2 separate regions of the Homo sapiens genome follow, and region 2 is linked to region 1. A link is an interaction called in ENCODE POLR2A ChIA-PET data of the cell type or tissue named here. Cell type or tissue: PC-9. All regions are shown on one strand.

What was found. Peaks named below come from ENCODE experiments on the same cell type or tissue, not always from the same donor. Only the 100,000 strongest peaks of a DNase experiment are listed, where the experiment ranks them.
Region 2: POLR2A ChIA-PET joins it to region 1 with 5 read pairs; 2 of 35 experiments call an interaction of 5 or more read pairs at or near these places.

Annotation. Positions count from the first base shown.
Region 1 is chr1:165,881,179-165,885,178 of GRCh38, forward strand. The region is part of intron 1 of UCK2 (uridine-cytidine kinase 2); the gene reads left to right. Among named protein-coding and RNA genes, the nearest start is that of MIR3658, 25 kb to the right of the region's middle. RefSeq lists an enhancer at 1,144-1,243. In PC-9, no CTCF peak of the experiment used is centred here; a DNase peak (open chromatin) is centred at 2,033; H3K27ac peaks cover 1,171 bases.
Region 2 is chr1:167,228,296-167,232,295 of GRCh38, forward strand. The region is part of intron 1 of POU2F1 (POU class 2 homeobox 1); the gene reads left to right. Among named protein-coding and RNA genes, the nearest start is that of POU2F1, 9.4 kb to the left of the region's middle. In PC-9, no CTCF peak of the experiment used is centred here; a DNase peak (open chromatin) is centred at 1,656; H3K27ac peaks cover 1,972 bases.

The sequences.
Region 1 (4,000 bases):
ACTTAAAAAAAAAAAAAAAAAAAAAAAAGAGATGATGTAGAAGAACCATAGTTCTCATTTTTGGCCAGTTTGCCTTCCAGATTTTCTCTGTCATGTTTACCTATATCTTTTACATGGTTATAGTCAGAGTATTTGTACTATATTCTCCCCTGTCCTCATATGTACTTACTCAGGGTTTTTTTTTGTTTGTTTGTTTGTTTTCTATCTTGATCAATTTCACTGTAAGTTTGTTACTTGGCATGAGGGTAGAAATGTTGATTCTTACTCTACTGCTTACTCTACTGTGTGGTGGCGAAGAGCATGCATCTTGAAGCCAGCCCATCTGACTTTGAAGACAGGCTCAACTGTTTTTCAGACGTTTGACTTTGGTCCGAGTCACTTAATCTGCTTCTCTGACTCAGTTTCTTCTTATGTAAAGTAAAATAGGGGTAATAAGAATACCCACTTCATAGAGTTGATTTGAGGATTAAATATAACCAAGTATATGTAAAGCTTTTAGAATAGTTCCTGACATATAGCATGTTCTGTGTGTTAGCTATTATTATCATCACTCAGTTAATTTTGAACCACTTAATTTCCAAGTGCTGGTGAGTCTAAAGAGCAGAGCCAAACATGTAATTACATAAACCCAGAAGTGAATTTTTCAAATGTCTTTTCTAGTAATAGAGCTTAATGAGATTGGCACTTCAGGGAAAAGTCCTAGGAACTTGTTTATGTTGGTGACTGTTGATCAGCCAGAAGATCTCTCAGACGCAGTCTAACATCTGCATCTTTCTAGGCTGGACTACCTTTGCGGCACCAACAGATGGATCAGGAATTAAAACTGGGAGCTTCTGTTGTGGGGAATCTTTCATCTTCTACTGTTAATAGCCTTGTGGGTTTCCCTCTCCTGGGTACTACTTTCTCTACGGAGAGCTTGGTCTGTGGCACAAACAGGTGCCGAAAGGGGGAAGAAACACCTCTGGGTAAATATCTGGAGGTCGGCAGGTGACAGAGCAGTGGTCTGGGGACACTGGTTCAGGTGTATGTTCATCACCCTACCCTTTAAAACTCACATGGAAATGACTTGGCTGATAAGTTACTTGTGGTTCCTGTGATAATTAAGGCAGCCTGTTGGACCAGGACAAAGGATTTCCTCAGCTTTCAAGAGAACGTTTCTACCAAGAGCCATATACTAAGGTGTGCTGGTTATGTGAGTGTTGACCTCAGTATTAGTATCACTTCTGTTGAAAGTGACAGAAAACCTCTAAAACAGGGTTTAAAGATAGTGTACCTCATTATTTCAGAATGTTTGTGCTGCTGTAACAAAATACCTGACACTGTGTGATTCATGAAGAACAGAAATTTATTTCTCACAATTCCAGAGGCTGGGAAGTTCAACATCAAGGTACTGGCAGGGTTGGTGTCTGGTGAGGGCCGCTGTCTGCTTCCAAGGATGCAACTGGTTGCTGAATCCTCTAGAGGGGACTAATGCAGTGTCCTCTCATGGCAGAAGAGCAGAAGAGAATGAATCCACTCCCTCAAGCCCTTTCATAAGGGCCCTCATCACCTCCTATAGGCCTACCTTCTAGTACAATCACATCAGCAGTTAAGTTTCAGCATTTCAGCGTGTGAATTTTGGGGGGACACATTCAGACCTTAACACTCACTCTTTTGTTTTTTTTTGAGACACAGTCTCGCTCTGTCACGAGGCTGGAGTGCAGTGGCATGATCTCAGCTCACTGTAACCTCTGCCTCCCGGGTTCAAGCGATCCTCCTGCCTCGGCCTCCCAAGTAGCTGGGACTACAGGCGCGTGCCACCACACCCAGCTAATTTTTTGTATTTTTAGTAGAGACCGGGTTTCACCATGTTGGCCAGGATGGTCTTGATCTCTTGACCTCGTGATCTGCCTGACTCGGCCTCTCAAAGTGCTGGGATTACGGGTGTGAAGCACTCACTCTTAATGGCTCTCAGCTCTAATTATTTGAATCTTGGGCTTTTATTTAGCTGCTCTCCCATCCTTAGTTAGAATGATAGCAGTGCTGCAAGGTGGCTGCTTGAGCTTCAGCTATCAGGTCTTCATTTGAGTCAACAGGAAGGAATGTCAAAAGAGGGAACAGTTGCATAGTCATGAGGAACTGCAAAGGTGGCTGAAAAATGCAGTCTGTGTGCCCAGCTAAAATTCAAGGACTGATGGCTTGAGTCCAGGAGTTCGAGGCTGCAGTGAGCTAAGATGTTACGACTTCAAAAAAGACTTCTGATAAATTTTGACATTTCTATTTAACAGACATTTGGGAGACACACCCCCACCCCCCAGTCCAGGTGCCTGAGAATAAAAACTTAGTCACACTATTGGTCCTTGTGCTCCAAAAGCTCTTCAGTTATTTGATTGACCCATGGCTGCTTTTTGGTACTGAAGAACCTTATTAGTAATTTAGTGAGTTTTTAATTTAGATCCTGTATGTGGTGGCATGGGTGGGTGGTGGTGATTGTATTGTAGCTAGGAGCTCCTAGTCAGCAATGCATGGGCTCTGGGGCCATGCATGACTTCAAGAATAGATGGCCTAGGGCAACCCACTTGGGTCCCCTTCCATGCTGTGGAAGCTTTGTTCTTTCGTTCTTCACAATAAATCTTGCTGCTGAAAAAAGAAAAGAATAGATGGCTTTGCAGATATTCCAGGGAAGCATTTGAGTGACACCTCTCTATTGTGCCACTTAATCAGTTGGATTGGAAGTTGAGCCAGCAGGTTTGAACCTTGTTCTTAGTTTTAAACCAGGGCAAATTACTGGTGCTTTGGTTTTCTAATGCCTGTAAATTAGAGCTTCTGAGCCATGTGGGGAGCAACCCCTACCCGCAAAGGAGTGATGTAATGTCTGGGGGCTGCAATGGTTTTTTCCTTTGAGATGGATACCATATAAGCTAGTGGTGATACTTACTTTATGATAGTGACAGGGAAAGCTACTGCCAAGAGTAATTGATGTGACCCACACATAGTCCCAGAGCCAAGGAGCTAGATGGGATCTTCCTGCCTGAGGAGGCCAAGCGTCTGGCCTTCAAGCATTCTTCTCTGCTGTGATGTTGTTTCCCGTCCTGAAAAGCAGGGAGGAAATGATCAATCAGTGTGCCTCAACCTGGAGCCGATTGGCTGTGGTTGCTAAGTTTTCTTCCCTCTGAGCAGCCCTCCCTGTGATTCTGAAGCAGCTCATTCGGAGTGTTACAACAGACATCTTGATGGGATTCAAAAATGTTGGGCAGCATGGTTATCTGGTCTTCTTCTGTAAGGATGACTGTGAGGTGTGCCAGCCCATTCCCGTAGGGACACACCTAACCCGACGCCCTCCCAAGGGCTGAATTGTTCTGAGCTGTCCAGGCTTGGGCTATGTCAGGTTCTGAGCACTGAAGTGTAGTGGAGGGTATATGACAAAGAGGCGACAGAGCTGATTACCCTGCTTGTTTTCTTTTATTTATTCAGTGGTCTTGGAACTGGGCAAGAGGATTTTATGGATTAGCTCCTGGAAGACACACACTAGAACTAACATAGTAAGATTGTGTTTAGGCTGTCAGAGCCACCTCCAGGGTGAGAACGATTTTAGAGAAATATCCTTTGTGTAGCAATACAGGAACCTATGCTGGCTCAACAGCTGCCCTTTTGGAAACTGCCAGCCGAAGGGGCCTGTTGATGAGCTGTTTACTGCCACTGGGGCTTCCCAAATGGGAAGTCTCTGCTAAAGGAGTTCATTGTTCAGCATGTCTAGTGGACCCTGGCTCCTAACAGCTGGATTCTTTTGAACATAATAAACATTTCTAGAACAGGTTTTCTTGGTGAGCTTTTAGCTTCCTTTTAATAGGCACATCACTTGCCTGCCTTTAGTTCTATGAAGTTCAACATAAATGTTGACTTTAGTGATGCAGTGGGACAAAACAGTATTATATTTCTCATCAGTTCCCTCCCTGTCTCCCTTCCCCTGTCATTGTTTTCCAGAGGTAAAGTACATTTATGGAGAACATCGGGGTGAATG
Region 2 (4,000 bases), 1.3 Mb after region 1:
GTTTGAAATAGGAAGGGAGAGATTAGATCCATAGAAACCAGTGTATAGAGGTATTTGGTTTATTAACTAATTACTGTAGGTGCTACTAGAGATACAAACATAATTTAAAAATTACTTGACCTCAAGAGACTTCCAGTCTAATTTATGAAATAGATAAGTCGTGATAAAGGTGTTGAGGATATTGTCCAATTACATTACATGGAATAAGGACGTTTGGGAGAAATTCTTACCTGGCCTTTACAGTAGAAACTATTTGTTTTTAGTCTTATGGACACTGAATTGTCTAATTGACTTAGTTTCCTTTTCAAATCAAACTACAGTTTGATTTGGTCAAATTTAGGTCAGATTATTAACCTGAGAAGCACATGCATAGGCAATTACGTTTGCATTTCTTAGCCTGATTAGTAGATCAATTTTTTGTCCATGCATTTGTTTTGTATTTCTTGTATTGCTTCCATCTTTAAACTCTTTTTATCTTGTTTTATGTGGGCCACCTTACATCCTTTCTGGAGCAAGGCAGGTATAAATAATATTACCATAACCATGGCACAGTGATAATGTCTGTATTTTTATAGTACTTTAAAATTTATAGCCACATTCTCATTTTCATTACCTCAGTTAGTCCTTTCAGGCAAGCGTTACTATACCCATTTTATAGTCGAGTAAAATAAAACTTAGATTAAGTGACTTTCTCAAGGTCCTGTGTTTTTATAAGCATTAAGTGTGGGTAATAGCAAGACTTCCAGCTTAGTTGTTATTTAGGCTGTGTATTAAGGCACTTTGGGGCTCTATTGTGGAGAGCTCTGAATCCTTTGTGTTGGTGTAAGAGTTTGGATTTTATTTGCTAGGCAGTAGGAAGTCACTGAATTTTTTTTTTTTAATTTTTTTTTGTTATGGACAGTGCCATGATCAGAGCCCTTAAAGTTTAGCAGCTAATTAGATGCAAAGAGATTATCAAGGTTTTGAGTTTAGGTTATCCAGAAAAGAGCATTACCATAAGCAGATGTAGGGATGTTGGGAAAAGGAGCCATTTGGGGAGTAAGTCAGTGAATTCACTTTGACATGTCATTTGAGACATGTTTGGGTGGGTCTTATTGGGTTGTAGATTCCTTGTGAAAATTGAAAATTTTTTAGTGAATTAAATGTTTGATAAACATTAATACTAGGGTTGAAATTTATGCTCATGCCACTGTGCGTGTGGACTGAGTATTGAATCTGAACGTTGTAAATTCTAGATATCTCATTTTGGCTTTGGCACTGTCTTCTAAGGTTATTTCCTTCAACAATACGATGGTGATAATACCAGTGTTAGAGGGATGCTGTGGGGAGTATCAAATTGATAGCAGAAGCATTTTTAAAGTAACTCTGTAATAGTTTTTCTTACATGAGCACAGGAGTAAAATCAGGAATTTTATTACTTGTGCTGCTGTAGAGAAGCAGAAGCTTTAGCAGCCGATGGATTCTGTGGGGCACCTGACTGTAGGTTGTTCATTTTTTGGTGCAGCCAGCATCTTAGGAGGAATGGACACTCCTAATACTCTTCTGAAAACTTTATACAGTGGAGGTGTTGCATTGTAGCAAATACAACTTACCTTGATTTCAGGGCATTCTGTTATCTAGCCCCTACCCTTGCCTATGCATTATTATCTTTACTACTTCCTTAAATAGCATGACTCAACAATTCCATCAAGGAAGTTCCCTTATTGTCCATTTCTACCACAAATACAGCATATTATCAGATTTTAATTTTTAAAGAAATTTCCCTAAAATTTGAAGATCTATCTTGGGAGGATGGCTATAATTTATCCTGAGACTTACCTGAGCCTTTCTCCCATTACCATCCTTGCAACACCAATCCCAGTTTGAGACACATGACCTGAATGTGTACCCAGTGTTTTGGTCAAGCCAGTGTGTTTGGGACGTTGTGTGAGAACCTTTACTCACACTTTTTCCTCCATTGGAAGGCCATGGTGTATGGTATGGTAGAGTGAAAAAAGGTACTGGGGGGTTCAGAGACCTGGCTTCTCTGTCACTAATTAGCTTAGTAACTTTAGGACAAGTTACTTCACCATGGATTTTTTTTTTAATTGCATTTGTAAAATAAGGGATTTCAAACTTTTAAAAGCCTTTGGTGTTCTTTTTTAAAGGCAAAAGTGGAGCTGTTCTGATTAAAATTGGATATTGGAGCAAGAAAAGCATTTTCCTCCTCCTTTCCACAGTAGCTTTTGAGGCACTTTCACAGGGTCCTTAGGACTTCTGCTGGTCATGACTTGAAAACTTTTGTCCTTATTTATCTTAAGGGACCTGTCTGTCCATTTCTTTATCTCCACAAATAGCCATCTGTCAAATCTGAGCTCCTGTCATACTTTCTCTGAAATTAGCACTTAATTTGTGTTCAGTTACCCAATTCAGCACTTCATTATACACAGTCCTATTTTCTTCTCTAATTGATTATGTAAGTAAATCTTGTCCTAAGAGCCTTGAGTGCAGGAACATACTGGTAGGGACAGAGTAGGCCTAGACATTTAACAAATAATGAATGCTTGGTTGATGGACTTAGTGGTTCTCAATCTTTGTCACCATGGGGTGACCCATGGAACTTTTTCAACATAAGAAGGCCCAACTTCTAATACAGTAGAGGTCTGAAAATCCATACTTTAAAAAAGCTCTACAGGTGATTTGATAACATTAAATGATTACTTGTTGCACTTCAAGATTATTTATTGCTTAGCATACCTTGAATAATGGTTTTCAGTTAATGCACCAGAAAGGCCCTATACTGGAAAGACAGACTGAGAATTAGGAGACTTGGATCCTTATTCTGCTTTTAGCATTAACGATAATAGCTTTCTGATCCTGAATAAATCACTAAATTTTTCCAACCCATAGGATTCTTATTGATAAAATTATGGGCTGAGCTAGGTGAATAGTTTTCATACTTTTTTTTTCCTTTTTAAACTGGAATTATTCAGAAACATCTTTTGGGTGAAGACCAGTAAATATAACATATATTTTTATCAGTTCGGCTTTCATCTGGGTACCTGAATATTTATTAAAAATATAGAACATGGTAAGCTTGGTCCTGTCCTAGTAGGAGAGCTAAATTGTATGCAGTAGGTAGTACTGAAGATGGGATTTAGACTTTAAACTTGAAACATCCTATTAGAATGCGAATGAACAAAGGTAGTAAGCTTATCAATAATTGTGGTACTCAGTGTGAATAAAAACTAGATTATGATGAACCAATATGGCCAGTCTTTCTGCATTCATTTAATTCAACAAATATTTATAGAGCTTCTGCTCCTTGTAATGTACTGAGCACTGGTGGTAGAGTAATGAATAAGATAACATCTCTGCCCTCTCAAAATGTATATTGGTCAGTTGGGGAAATCATATGTTAAATAATACTGGTTGTAGTTTAATGAGTAGAATACGAGAGATTTGAAGTACCCCAGGAGCATAAGGTGGGGACTGCTAATCTGGACAAGAGGATTTGGGAAGGGGCTCTCTGAGGATATCATGTTTACAATGAGATGTGAAAGATGAATAGGAATTAATCAGTTCAAGAACTGGGAGTGAGAAGTGGAATTGAAAATGTTCTGAGCAAAGGGAACACTATGCAGACATCTCAGACATCCCTCATTATACACAGGGGCATACCACAAGGGGATTGGTTCCAGGATTCCCTACTCGTGTGCCCTCCTCCCCCAACACACACACACCAATATCAAAATCTGCACATGCCTCAGTCCTGCAGCAGGCCCTGTGGAACCCGAGTATGTGAAAAGTGTGCCTGGCCCCTGGGCCTCAGAGCCCCTGTGACTATGAGCTGTTTGCATCCCGTGAATTCTGTATTTTTAATTTGCATGTGATTGAAAAAACCTGATTTAAGTGGACCCACACAGTTCATACCCATTTTGTTCGAGGGTCAGCTGTACAATCACGTACCGCATAATGACTTCTCAGTCTATGGACCAGTATACAATGGCAGTCCCATAAG